Regions from separate parts of the Mus musculus genome. Here regions 1 and 2 are each linked to region 3. The links are chromatin loops, found by intact Hi-C in ENCODE. Cell type or tissue: left cerebral cortex. All regions are shown on one strand. Links, peaks and the distances in the headings refer to the core of each region. The heading gives the core; the rest is flanking DNA. Region 1 overlaps Ncoa1 (nuclear receptor coactivator 1). Region 2 has its middle 20 kb from the start of Gm46332. Region 3 holds the start of Ncoa1 (nuclear receptor coactivator 1).

Region 1 (4,617 bases), core at 1-2,500, 230 kb after region 3:
TCCAACAGTTCATCCTTAGAAACAAGTAAACATAGAATTTTCTGTGTTGATTTGAAAACGGAAAGGCATGGTTGTGCTCATGTGAAGGTCCAGTGGAATAGTCGTCATTCATTATAGCCTGTCATGATGTCTTCTTAGTCCTTCGTTCTGTGTTTACCAAGCAGGAACTGGAAAGTGAGTTAGACAGAGGATAGAAATCACTTCTGAATTCCCGCTCCTCTCCACGCAGGAGATGGTGGCATACAGGCTGGTACATAGAAAAGGCGAAGACAAAGGGAGTGCCATGGTTCAGCTGTGTGAGGCCAGACAGAAAAGAGGAAAGGAACACACAGAGCGGAGAAGCAGGAAGTGGGTTGGGAGGTTGCTGTGAGAAGAGAAGGCCCTATGAGTTTCCAGAAGAAAAAGAATGGAAACAGTAGCTAGAAGAGGCCACTGCGAGAAGGAAGCCCCACTGGAAATGTACCAAAGATGGCGTGTGACAGGCTCCTGAGAGAGCCCAGAGGAGCCAGAAGCCAACCCTGAGAAGCTGCTGACCAAGGACGATGGGGACGGAGGGATGCTAGCCTAACTCAGCAGACACTGAGGGGCTCCATGGCTCTGTGTCCTGGAGAGGGAGCAAGAAGAGACCACAGGCTAGCCTGACACAGAAACTTGACGGGACACTGGCCAGCTGAGCAGAGGGGTACTAGAAAAAGCTTATATTCCATTTAGAATAGAACATTTTCAGAAAAGTTGAATGTAACTGTCATGCATTAGTGATAAATGGCCTAAATAAGGAATTACTAATATAAAATCCTTTACAACCTTTTGAATATGAGGCACGTTTGCCAAAAGTCTTAGTCGCTAAGCTACCTTAGAAAGCATTTCTGTTTGTCACCTGGAGCATTCAGAAGTGTGGCCTCTCAATCAGTTCTATAGACAATGTGTTAGTAAGGCTAGTGGGGAAACACTAAGACTGGCTCTGTTTTCTAATAGGAGATGCCAGAACTATGTAAATTTAAACATTTTTAAGGACTTTATTATAATACTACTAGAAATAGAGAGAAATTTACACTGTTCTCAAATGATGTTTATTGGGTTTTGTTTTGTTTTGTTTTGAGCTTGTGTGGTTAAGTAAATTGTCTATGAGGGAAAAAAAATCCAAGATAAAATGTCTCTGCTGCTATGTGTTGTGAATCTTAAGTCAGTGTGCGAAGGAGCTGTGTACAGTTTACCACACTAACCACCCAGATGTGACGCCCAGTGAGGCCAGTGCTGGTGCAGAGCGTGCCGACTTTACTTGGCTAGTACCCAGTTAAAGTCTTTATTTCTCAGTGACATAAACATTTTTCCCCTATTCGAGTCATCCATAGAATGCTTTTGAGCTAGTTTTCCCAGATAGCATTTGATTGTTAAAACCCACCACTGTGTCCCCAAACCCTGAAGCTAGGCTTTCCCCGGCCTTGACAATATTAGAGAAGACATCTGAGTCCAGATGGCAACCCTGTAGGAGGCGCAACCAGTCCAGTTTTGGTTTTATTTTAAGTGTGAACTTTCCAGAACCCTGAGCAAAATGAGTGCAGCGATTTTCTTTTTGTAGGACAAGAAGACAGAAGAGTTCTTCTCTGTGGTGACTACAGACTAGAGGAGCTCTAGTGAGTTTCCACTTCACGTAGTACCCACTCATAAGCCGGGGGGGCAGGCCCTTCTGTCTCAACACATCTTTTATTTGTGTTCCAGCAGGTGCAGCAGGTTCAGGTGTTTGCTGACGTCCAGTGTACAGTGAATCTGGTAGGCGGGGACCCTTACCTGAACCAGCCTGGTCCACTGGGAACTCAAAAGCCCACGTCAGGACCACAGACCCCCCAGGCCCAGCAGAAGAGCCTCCTTCAGCAGCTACTGACTGAATAACCACTTTTAAAGGAATGTGAAATTTAAATAATAGACATGCAGAGTTATACAAATATATTATATATTTTTCTGAGATTTTTGATATCTCAATCTGCAGCCATTCTTCAGATCGTAGCATTTGGAGCAAAAAAAAAAAAAAGAAAAAAAAGAAAAAAAGTTCACTTTTGTTGGGAGATTGAGAGGTGGTGTTTTTGTTTCCTTCTTTGTAAAGGCCTTGGATATTGAAAAGAATAACAAGGCAGAACAGTTGGACAATCTTATTTCTTGAGCCAAAAGTTAATTATTCTTATTTTTATAATCAGTCATTGGCTTCTTATCTGGATGAAGGCTTTTGGAGGGAAACCAAAATAACAAGAGGGGAAGACGAAGCCCCACCTCACCGGCTCAGCCCTGTCCCTGCCCTGGAAGAAGAGCCTGTGGGGCTTTGCCTGTCTGTCCACCAAAGGCTGTCACGCTCCTCCCACCGCAGCCTCCCCTCCCCCGGCCCCAGGCAACTTGTGTGTACAATCAGCTTCTTCAAGCAACCCTGTATCTGTGGCATCAAGAGAATATTTTGCGTCTACATATGTACCCCTTCTCCTTTTTATAATGATGGATTTAAACCAAGATGCCTCCAGGAAAAAGGATGAAATTAGTATATTCATTCACCAAGGAATCCAAAAATGCAGTTTGGGGGAAAATGCAATAATTTTTGATGAGATGGGTGAAGGACAAGAACCAAGTTCTATCAATTATTGTAGATATGATTTTCTGATTGAGTCTGCGGGGAAGGCAGCCTGTTCTTTCTGCTTTTACTTTGTTAACAGCAAGGTAGCTAAAGTTATTTAAAATAAAATTAAGTTTATGATCCGAGTAGCTTTTTTTCCTTAAATCTCACTGTAAATATATTTTTGATTTCTTGTAGAAATTGATTTTGTTCTGTTTAATTTTATGCTTTTTTTTTTCAACCTCTTGGTTTTTCTAAATTTGTGTGTGAAGTATAATGTTGATTGGATTGCCATTATGTTTGGCTGGTAATTTCATTATCCCAATAACTGTGAGGCCATGTATGGATTTACTTTGGGTCTCATCAAAGTGGCACCGCTGGAAAAGAGCTATTGTAGCTGAGCTAGGGGAGGCCACCCCAGAGTGGCCAGGCTCAGCTGATCAAAGTGCACAGGCCACTTGGATGAAGGGAAATCAGTGCTCAAAGAGAATCTCCTTTTTTTTTTTTTTTTTGGTCTCAGAATAACTTTGGGAATTTGAATTTCCATCAGTGCAAATGTGTTTCTCTGCTCTGCTCCGAGGCTAATTGGTACCATGTTACCCCCTTGCCTTGTTACTCTGCTGCATCCCTTCTCATCCTGCCCCCACCCCCACCTCCACCTCAAGAAAGGAGCCAGCGAACTGACTCTAGTGCTAGCAGTTGTGCTACTGACCGGGCAGGTGAGCTTGATTAAGGTGTGGCCAGAGGCCAAGGGAGTCTCCCTTGCTAACCTTGCCCAGCATCCCTGGGCCTGTGGACAGCAACAGTGACCTTCGTCACCAGCTACCTCTGCTCACGTGGCAGAGAAAAGGCCATAAGAACCAATGCAGACAAGGAGCACGGACTCAAGACTTCAAGGAAGAAGCCATTTCCCCAGGTCCTTCCTTCTGCATCTCGCCACCCCTGGTACAAACAACTCCATTGAATGGCATCTACTCAGAAACTACAGGATTTTGAAAATGGTGGAAGGGCTCATGTGGTAGCAACTATGAACCAGAAATAGGACCCTCAGTTACAGACATTATCTTTTTTAGTTTTGCAGAAAATGCATCCCTGATCTCATTCATTTCCAGCTTGAAAGCCCCGCCATGTTACTCTAGTTCCTACCAAACCGCTCTAGGAGGTCATTTCAATTTTGTTTGTGATAATAAACGTGCAGACTTCAGGAAGTTCACCTTTAATTTCAGCATTCCAGATGAAGTTTCCTGACGCGGCGCTTTGGCATAAGGACCTAGAAAAGAACAGCAGTAAGGAAAGTTGGAGATGCTAATGCCCTCCCCTATCCCCACTGCACCTTAAAGTATGCATGTCACCTTCAAGGTTTTATAATTGCACTGTTTGTTTTATGTATGTACAGATTAAAATTATTGCTACATTTGAGGAAAATAAAATTGCTTGCTTCTATGTAATTCCTGTCATTCCACAGGAAATTGACTTTTCCAGCTACTGAATAGAATTTGTTTAACAACCTCATGGGCTGCCTCTTCATTTATGCGCTATGGAGGGGAGGGGAGGGGACATATAGAAAGATTACCAAATCACAAATGATTTCAAATATTAAAGGTTAATAAAAAGAAATGATCCTATAGCCCAAAATCCTTAAAGTTACTCTAATATGAACCAGTCTAGAAAATGTTGATGAGACCAAAGCCAAGCTGTGCCTGGGGGCCTTGAGGAAATGCTGACTTAGCTGGCCTTTGGTCTGATGAGTAAACTCTGTTGTCTGGGGCTAAGATACTATCCAGGCAACACTAAAGAACCGTGAAATGTCATGCCCCTCTCAATTACTGATACAGGAATTCTACTTGAAGATGCCGTTTCAGTGTGATAGTGCATTTTATAAAAGTCAGGCCCTGGCCAGTGAGATGGCTCAGCATCTGTAAACCTAACAACTTTAGTTCTGCTCCTAGAACCCAGAGAGAGGACTCCTCTGGCCTCCACAGGAGTGCAGTGCTCTGCTGTTCACACACACACACACACAC
Region 2 (4,696 bases), core at 1,424-3,923, 72 kb before region 3:
AGAACCAACTCTGGGGTACATGTGGGTCTCCCACCCCCATCACCACAGTAAATAAAATCCAAGTGTAACTGTATCCTATTGAACAGATGTTACTGGTCTAAGTATCATCCATTTCCCCCTTCTTCCATAATTATAAAACAAAATCGATGGGAGAACTCATTAAGAAAAATGTGAATCCTAAAATCTTAGGTCTTTTGGCCAAAGATAGCCCACACTTGATCCACTGTAATGGAACTTGGGTTACAGAGTTACAGAAGTCCCCACTTCACAAGTGTTCATTTTACTTAGATTGTAAAGCGCAGGAGGGACACACACACACACACACACACACACACACACACACACGCACGCTTAGAACATTGTAGAAGTAAGGAGATGTTTCTATTTGGAAACACTTCTGGAACAGAGTCCACGGAGGATACAGAGTTAGAAAAATGTGTTTGGTTTAGCTTGAATCCAAAACAGTAAACTAAGAACGCTCTCCCACAGAGGTGAGGATAGGGTGAAGATAGAATTTGGGGGTAGAACATGAAGAATGAGGGCTAGGGAAAGGGGGAAATGTGCAGCATTTAAGGAGGATGGATGGCAATAAAAGTAATTTTGCTTGCCAGGCAGTAGTGGTGCACACCTTCAGTCCCAGCACTCAAGAAGCAGGTGGACCTCTGTGTGTTCCAGGCCAGAGTGATCTACAGATCAAGTTCCAGGACAGCCAGTGCTACACAGAGAAACCTTGTCTTGTAAAAAAACAAAATTTTGCTTAATAAGAAAAAAATGTTTTTCAATTTTTACGATTTGTGAATATGTAGATTTTTAACCTTTAAAATTGAAAGTTGGAGAAATGCATACAGACTGAGTTCCATCTGACAGTTAAATTTTCTTTCCCATATAATAGCTAACAATGCATTCCACAGTCCAAAAAGCTAGACGCATTTATAAAAGTATTCACCATGAAGAAAAGCTAAGTGTTTAATGAGATAAGTACATCAAATCTGATTGAAACATTACCTAGCGCACTAAATGTACCAAGCATTTAGTACAGCTTTAATGATTTCATAGATGAGTCAAAAATAAATTTTAAAAAATAGATTACATTTTAGTGAAAATTCTTCTTTACCACAAGCCCCTCAGATTTCACTGATTGTCATAGTTGAGACATGAGGACAAGTGTCAGCTGTGGAGGAGGGCTATCTTACTAATAAACTTATTTAGTAGCATTCCAAAGGAAATGATAAAAAGGCTCTAACTTGTTTTTTTTTTTCTTTTTGACCCTGAGATCAAATTCAAATAAATAGGATAACTGGGAAAACAGCTGCTGGAGAGGGGGCAGGAGACGGCGAGAGAAATGGGAGGTGAGGAGCTGGCTAGCCACAGTTCAGACTGTCTGAAGAAGCTCTGTGGCATCATCCACTGCTTTGTAAACTAATGTAACAGGCGTTTGAATGAGGGGGCCTTGCATGGATGGGTAACATTGTTCCCAGAAAGCTATGGCCTTTAAATTAAAATGCCAGGGCCCCCAAAACAATCCAGCTATTGACACTACTGGTTGCCCATGAGAACTAGACAGTAACCCCTACTGCTAAGAGCACACATATCTCGCCCATAGGATGGAGAGAAATCAAGCTGGGACTAAGCTAGAAGGTCCCTCCCTAGTAGCTAGCTTCTCAAGTGCTTGCAGATGCAAAATCTGGGTGACTGGGAAAGAAAAATCATAAGCAATCTTACTCAGCTGTAAGGCCTGCAATGTACAACTCACCAGGCAGGGTGTGCCAAACAGTATAATAATGGCATGGCTACTTAGAGGGTAACCAACCACTTTCTGCTTGCATTCTGGAGGCATTCCTGCATAATATTATAAAATTGATCAGTAAGACCATGGCTGGGGAGACCATAGGCCCTAACCAAGGAAACTGTGGCTGTTAATTTACTAAACAGGCCTACTGTGCCCATCAGACTACCTTTTCAATATTTAGGTTTTGTCCATGGAGTCGTGCTACTGTCAGCCTTGGTCAGGGAAGCTTGTTTTTGCAATAGGTGACAGTTACTTCAGAAACTCATGACTGGTCAAAGGGCTGAGAGTCAGATACGCTCAGGGATCAGCCCCAGTGAGACAGTGCCACCTCTGAGGCTCAGGGGACACCTCTGACGGAGGAGTGGAAAGAAAGGAGCCAGTCTTCTGAACTTGACACCCCCAGCATCGGTGCCTGCAAAAGACCACCAATGTTCCCACATGGGTAGGTGAAAGACGTACTAGATCCATTAGACCTATTGATGCTATAAGATGACCTGTTGATGGCATAAGAGAGACGTTTGCTTCTCTGGAGTAGGTAAGTTGCTGGTGTTCTGGTAATATATAACCCCTCACCGATGCTCATTCAAGCAACACTACTTAAAGGCAGTCAGACACATCAAACACAAAGGGGGACCTAGAAAAGAAAGGGGGAACGGGACAAGAGAAGACAATGAGGTAAAAATTCATTATATACATTTATGGAATTAGGAGAAATAATTAACTCTTAAAAGAAACACCTGTTCAATAATGAGTTGCTCCTTTGTTTTAGCTTTTACAAAGCAAGTATATAACCTCAAATTTTAACTGTGTGATTTTTTTTTTTAGTATGACGACCTCAAATAAAAAAATTGAGAAGATGTCACCTCAGGACTATTTGGGTTGAAAGTAACACAATGTGCAGCTAAAGATGGCTCGGCCCCACCCATAATGTGCCATTTCAGATGTCTAGAAGCACCGGGCTGGCTGGCTCTTCTCACCTTTCCTGTTGTTGTCACAAGATGGCGCCAATGCTCAAATTAGCGCCTCAGGGAGCCAAGAGGAAGGAGGAAAGGCGAGCAAAGGGGCTTTCTCTTAATTCTAAGTCTCCCTAAGTAGAAAGAAAAATGGAGGCTACCAGCAGAATTCACGGACAACTTCATTACACGTCCCTTTTTAGGGACAGAGAGAAAGAGGAGCGCCGTGGTTTACCAAGATCGTACAGCACTTCAGAGAAATTAAGACATTCATTTACATATTTAATGTTTTGTGTTTGCTGTTGTTTTAATCAAGAAAGGTGTGGAAAGAGCTTTTGGGTTAGGCTATGGGTAGTGCCTGCCAGAGGGGCTCACGTTGGATACCTGATCTCAAGCCAACGTGTGAGCCAAGGCCGATTCAGAAATGGTTTTTCTTCCTTTGATAATACTTACTTATTCTCTGCAGTGACTTAGAAAAATGATTGAACTAAATTCCCTGCCATCAGAGACTTGATGAATACTGAGATTAACAATAAAACTATTTTTAAAAGTCACTGCTTCGAAGCCAAACTTCTTACTCTAGCTCTCACCGGGTTGTACGAACCACCTCTAATTTACATATTACAGAAGAGAGAGAGCCTTACATGGAGAATAAATCATTTTCAAACTAGACATTCCATCCAGAACTGACAGTAGTTGGTTCTCAGCACGTCTTTTATGTCTGACATGCTTTTAGAAGAGTAATCATATTCCCAGTGACTCTCAGGATAAAATTTTCTTCATAAAGCTCATTTTATGGAGGTTTTTTTTTTTTTTTTTTTGTTCTGAAGAATAAAGCAATTATTCTTTCCTTTTGAAATTACATGTCAAATCCAGAAACATCAATTTCTTTAATATATTAACATGGAGTGATTGGGGTAATTCTCTCTTGTATCCTTTCCACTCTCCTTCGGGGTCCCTTGCTTGTTTTGGCAGACCCTCACTCCTACTAGATTTCCATTGCACACCAATTATCCCCGCTCCAGCTGCCCACAGACAGCTGTTCTTACTGCCCTCCACGAAGGCCCCCTCCTGTGGTAACCCTTGCTTCCCCAGGACGGCTACTTCGCCCAGGCTTTATGCCTGGCTTGGGCGCAGAACTTCTGCTCGGAGCAAAGCCTCTGCTCTGGTAAAGAGTTTCAAATGGAGCCGCTCAGAAGTGGCGGTGGGTGCTGGGATCTTGCACCACAACGTGTAGGACCTGCTAGAGTGTTCCCGAGGGGATATGAGCCCGCCAATCGCTATGGCGATGATGATAGTCTGAGAGCTGATAGTCTGGTAACATACTTTCTTTTCTTTTCTTTCTTTCTTTTTTTTTTTTTTTTCGAGACAGGGTTTCTCTGTGTAGCCCTGGCTCTCCTGGAACTCACTCTGTAGACCAGGCTGGCCTCGAACTCAGAAATCCGCCTGCCTCTGCCTCCCAAGTGCTGGGATTAAAGGCGTGCGCCACCAACGCCCGGCTCTCCTTTTCTTTTCTTTTCTCTTCTTCTCTTTTCTCTTCTCTTCTTTTCTTTTCTTTTCTTTTCTTTTCTTTTCTTTTCTTTTCTTTTCTCTTCTCTTCTCTTCTCTTCTCTTCTTTCCTTTTCCTTTTCCTTTTTCTTTCTTTCTTTCTTTTTTTTTTTTTTTTTTTGGTTTTTCGAGACAGGGTTTCTCTGTGTAGCCCTGGCTGTCCTGGAACTCACTCTGTAGACCAGGCTGGCTTCGAATTCAGAAATCCACCTGCCTCTGCCTGGAATTAAAGGCGTATGCCACCACTGCCTGGCCCAATGCATATAACTAGTGTCCAAAAGTTTTAGTCCACCTCACTGAATAATAATTCCCACTTGTCCTAGAAGAGTTTAAGTTAGCAATCTCTGTAGTCCACGTTCAATGCAATCTAATCTTTGCAACAGCAGTGTGTCCTAGGAGCAGTTTC
Region 3 (4,696 bases), core at 1,238-3,737:
CTACTTGCTGATTGATAGTGCAATTTATAAATAAAGACATTTTCTTTTAGATAACTAGAGTAACTGGATTTCAGAGAGGCTACTGTGAGGTTCCAGAAGTGAATCCTTGGCTCTGGCGTGTGGGGATTCTGGGGGAGTGCAAGGTTAGTGGGACTTACGGAAGTGGCTTCCTTAGTGAAAGCAGATGGACCAGAGAAAAAGCAAACATTCAAAAAGGACAAGAGAGTGGCAAGACTGTGCTAGCAAGGGACTATGAGTGGGCAAGGTCAAAGGGTTTACTTAGTAAGATATTTCACTCCAGAGAAAGAATTTTCTTTAGCACCCATGAATAGCTATAGCAATATACATACTACTTAAGTTACATTCACAATTCAGTAAAATCTTAGCAGGGTGGCAAACACCTATATTTATGCAACTTGGGAGGCAGAGGCAGGAAGACTCAGACTTGGAGACCAATCTGTGTTATGTAGCAAGGTACTGAACAAATAAACAAACAAATAAGTATAAAACAAACAAAAAATCTCAGTACTGAGTAGTCTGAGAATGTTTTAAGATGTATATTTAAATTTTTAATTTATTTTATGAGTATGGGTGCTTTGCCTGCATCTGTGCCTGTGCACCACATCTGTGCCTGATGCCCAGGGAGGCCAGAGAGTATGTCATATATGCTGGGAATGGAGTTATAAACAGCTGTCAGCCATCATGTGGGTGCTGGGAATTGAACCTGGGTCCTTTGGAAGAGCAACCAGTGCTCTTAACCACTGAGTCATCTCTGCAGCCTGAGAATGGCTTAAAGTTAAGACAGAAACTAATAGTTAAAGCTATGGATACAAACCAAATCAACTTATATGAGAGAAGAGGAAGGAAAGACAATTAAACATACCCCCACGCCTCCCAAACACACAAAGGAAAAGACAAGAAAAGTGTTAGTGAAACAAAGTTCAGAGAACAGGTAGAAAGAATGAGGCACAAAACAGGAAGAGGGGAGAGTAAGAAAGGAGGGGCTAGAAACATCCAGTTAGAAAAACCAAGATAAAGTTGATGTGCCCACCACAGTTACACATCAGCAGTTCCTGAAGTCTAGTAGAGACAGGAGGACTGCCTATACTTGGCTCATTTGTAAGCACCAGAGGGCCGGACAATGCACTTTGCACAGGGTAGATGGTATTAGACCAGGAAACAGACTCCACAGGAGTAAACTAAGTAGAGATAGAGACCTTCAAGCACTTCAGCTATTAATAAGGCTGTGGATTGTGCAGGTGGTACTGTAAAGAAGGTGAGGACAGGAGCTAATCAAATGCACTAGGGTACTGACTTTGATAAGAATCAACGGAATGAACACAGGGATGGAAGGATGACTGCATAAAGGAAGGCTGAGTATGGTCTGCTGGCTGCTTTATAACTATGACCAAGACAGGAAGATGAAGGCAGCACAGGGCACTCAGCAGTAGTAGGGTGAAGGTACCTGCTTTGTGAAAGAAGTCACAGGCTGTCTCAGAGAGGGCCAGCGAGATGTCAGGTTTGACTTAGGGAAGGGACATGGAGGACTTAAGGATTTTCACAGGCTGCTTTGGGGCATCCAATGCAGGATGGGAAACAGCAGAAAACAGCATCACAAGTCAGCTAAATGAGGACAAGAACTCAGGGAAACAAAGATGACCGCACAGCACTTCCACGGCCAGAGAGAACAGTGAGTGGTACATTGCAGGTCTTGGGATAAGAGCTGCTTTCCAGATAAAGTGATCAAGGCTCAAGGAGCTGTCCTGTGGCTGCTTGATTCCTCCGGTGACAAGGAACACTACTTTTGAAAGTAGCATTTCCATTATAGAAGAAAAAAAAGGAGGTTAAAAAAAAAAAAGATGTGGGTCCCCCCTAGAGGGAAAAGATCTGTGAATGACAGACATTTTAGTCAATTCATGCAATTGTAGAGCCAGACACTGTCAGTCAGATCTTTTCATCTGCAAAAAGAAAGGGGGCAGATGATCTTTCTTTTCCGTTGTCTAATAGTCTGTGAAATCATCTAGGCAAACCACCTCTCAAATCTTACAGAACACAACACCAACAACAAAAACGAGGCCCGAGGGATGTCTCTTACTCAAAGTAAAACAACTCGCGAGTGGAAACAGGCCCAGGTCAGATTCCTCTGGGATCCCCAGGGCCTTCAGGTTGCTCCCCAACTTTCCCTAAACTATAAAGAACATCTAGAGGCCATAGGTCCCACAGCCCGCTCAGGGACGCTAAGGGACACTCTGGGGTTCGAGGCTTCCTGGCAGCAGAGAGAACTGCCCCGTGGGGAGGGTCCGTGCGGAAAGAGTTCGGGCCTCCTTTCTCACACTTCCTTAAGACTTCGGGCCCCGGCGTGCCTGCGGCCGGCAGAGGGCGCGGGGCGGCTTCACGCTGCGCGGGGCTGGAGGGGTCGCGCTGCCCGGGGCGCGCCGTCGGAGCCAGAGGGCAGCGGGGCTCTGGGCCTGTCCGCGGAGGGGGCAGGGGTGAGGGCGGAGCCGCGAGTGGGTGGGGCGGGGCTCGAGGGCGGGGCGCTGCGGGCGGGGCACGGGGGCGGGGCCGCGAGCGGGGGGGCGGCGGCGGCGGTGGCAGCGGCGGCAGCGGCGGCGGCGGCGGCGGCGGCAGCCGTGGAGGAGGAGAACATGGCGGCCGCGGAGAGCGGCTGAAATGCCTGTTCTTCAGGCCGGGCGAGCGGGAGACTGACGCGATTCACCTCGTCCTGTCGTCCGTCGGTCGGAGCGCGGCCTCAAGCCCTTCGGCTGCAGTTCGCTGCTGTTCCCTCAAGCACAGCTTGTGCCGGGGTGGTTCTGCATCCCCCTGAAGTGGGGGGACTCCTGCTCCGGAGGAGGGGGGCCGGAGAGCCGAGGCGGCGGCGGCGGCGGCGGGCCGCCTGGGCCCCGGGGACGGGCGCCGGGCCGGAGGAGCGGCGGAGTCCGCGGCGGCGCCGCCACAGTCGCGAGTGAGCGCGGCGCCGGGGAGCGCGGCCCAGAGGCGGCGGCGGCGGAGGCAGGTGAGTGGCGGCGGCGGTGGCGGCGGTGGCGGCGGTGGCGGCGGGAGCCTCGCGGTGGGTGCAGCTGTCACGAGCCGCGCGGCCGCGGCGGCCCTAGGGGGCGGGGAGCAGCCGGCGCCCTCCGTCCTGGCTTTGCTTGCTCTGGGACCCATCTCCCGCTGCCACTTTTCTCGAGTTCCCTCGCTAGCCTGGCGCGGCTGCAGGGGGCGGAGGTCGCAGCTGTCACGGCACCAGCTGGGGGCTGCTCGGGGCGAGCGGCGCGCTGCAGAGCGCCGTCCCTGCGGCGCACTCCAGTTGCCCTAGTTAGTGGAGTGCGAGCATCCGCGGAGGGCGCGCGGCCCGGGGCCGGGTGGGGAGCGGGCGCCCGGAGCCGCCGCCGAAAGGGGGAGCCGGAAGTAGGCGCGGGCGCCCCTCGGCCCCGACGAGCAAGCACGGTGACCTTGGCCAGCCTGTCAGCCTCTCTGAATCTTGTTCACTGGGACAGCGAAATGGGGGCGACCTAGGCATGCCTTTCTGTGGGTGCAGCTTTCGACGGCCCCTTTGCCTAGCCTGGCTGCACTTGCCTTTCTCCCTTTGGGACCAGGATTTCGGAGGTAGGAATGGGCGGATAAAGGAGATTTTCCTCTTGCGGCTGGAATTTGGTCCCTTTGGAAGGTTCTGCTGAAAGGACCTAGAAAGACAAGCAGCACACGTTGGTCCAACGATTGTAGGTAGGGCTGGTTAATGGTCAGTGATGGAACTTGAGCTCTCCATAGTCGCTTGGAAGAGACTCGGAGAAACTGGACACCGGGGTCCTCGGTCCTTACCACACCTCTGCGGTGGCTCGTTTAATTTTATTTGTATATACATTAAAACAAAACAAAACAAAACAAAAAGCAGTCACTCCCATGGGCCAGACACCCTGTAGTGTGACGTTGTTAGAGGAAGACGGAGGGATTGACTGTGTGTGACAAGGACAAGCCCAGGTGCTGTGGCTGAAGAGTTTGGTAGGGAGAGAAACTTTAAGCTGGGGAGTACGTTAGCCTTTCTGGCTCCTCTATCCTTATAGAGACACTGAAGAGGCGAGGCAGGTGTCCTTGTGGAGAAGGTGACTTCTCTTTTTTCTCTTTCCAAACAGTTAAGTTTTTAAATGTGAAGTGTGATGTTGGCGAGTAAAGAGTTCGTAGGTGAATCGCTGTCCCAGCACCCGATGATTGACAAGAGAAATGATGGTGATGATTTGTGAAGCATAATGCTTTTACTTCATGAAGAAATCTTTTAAGTGTCTGCATGGCAGTCCTGCAGTGAAGCCCAGACTATGTAGTAAAGTCGTAGGGGTGGATTTCAAGGGTTAAATTTGTTTGAGGTTTGCTTCCTCGCATGGAATTGGTTGGAGGTTAGTCTTGAAGAAAAAAAAAAAAAAAAGAGTCGGCCAAAGGGGCCTCATCTAGCTTCACAGAAGCTGTGATGTAGCAGGAGTGGGGTCGGATTTCTTCATGTTGGGAATAAGGTGAAAAGAACGTATTTGCGTATTTGCTTGGGTCTTTGGCTCCCGAGCTAGAAATAGTTTTGGGTTAAAGGTAGCCATGGGATTTGATTCAGTTTCATAAATAGGCATTCCTCGAGTAATTTGTCATAAAGTAGGTAAAATGGAAGTGTTTCTACTTAATCTCTTGTACTCTGTGGAAAGGGCCAAGTTGGTTC

What was found. Hi-C counts contacts between places; a loop is a spot of excess contacts. Peaks named below come from ENCODE experiments on the same cell type or tissue, not always from the same donor. Only the 100,000 strongest peaks of a DNase experiment are listed, where the experiment ranks them.
Region 1: a loop joins it to region 3, with 2.3 times the contacts of the local background. A loop is called at or near these places in 2 of 42 quality-filtered maps.
Region 2: a loop joins it to region 3, with 5 times the contacts of the local background. A loop is called at or near these places in 14 of 42 quality-filtered maps.

Annotation. Positions count from the first base shown.
Region 1 is chr12:4,246,853-4,251,469 of GRCm38, reverse strand. It overlaps Ncoa1 (nuclear receptor coactivator 1), which reads left to right. Exons shown (of 23, transcript NM_010881.2): 22 at 1,580-1,634; 23 at 1,720-4,108. The coding sequence ends at 1,624. Among named protein-coding and RNA genes, the nearest start is that of Ptrhd1, 15 kb to the right of the region's middle. In left cerebral cortex, for the core only: no CTCF peak of the experiment used is centred there; a DNase peak (open chromatin) is centred at 1,529.
Region 2 is chr12:4,546,922-4,551,617 of GRCm38, reverse strand. No RefSeq gene overlaps it. Among named protein-coding and RNA genes, the nearest start is that of Gm46332, 20 kb to the left of the region's middle. In left cerebral cortex, for the core only: a CTCF peak has its summit at 2,788 (motif pointing right); a DNase peak (open chromatin) is centred at 2,791; H3K4me3 peaks cover 600 bases; H3K27ac peaks cover 180 bases.
Region 3 is chr12:4,475,089-4,479,784 of GRCm38, reverse strand. It overlaps Ncoa1 (nuclear receptor coactivator 1), which reads left to right and starts at 2,603. Exons shown (of 23, transcript NM_010881.2): 1 at 2,603-3,013. In left cerebral cortex, for the core only: CTCF peaks have their summits at 2,359 (motif pointing right) and 3,294; DNase peaks (open chromatin) are centred at 2,381, 2,665, 3,259 and 3,517; H3K4me3 peaks cover 1,738 bases; H3K27ac peaks cover 1,483 bases.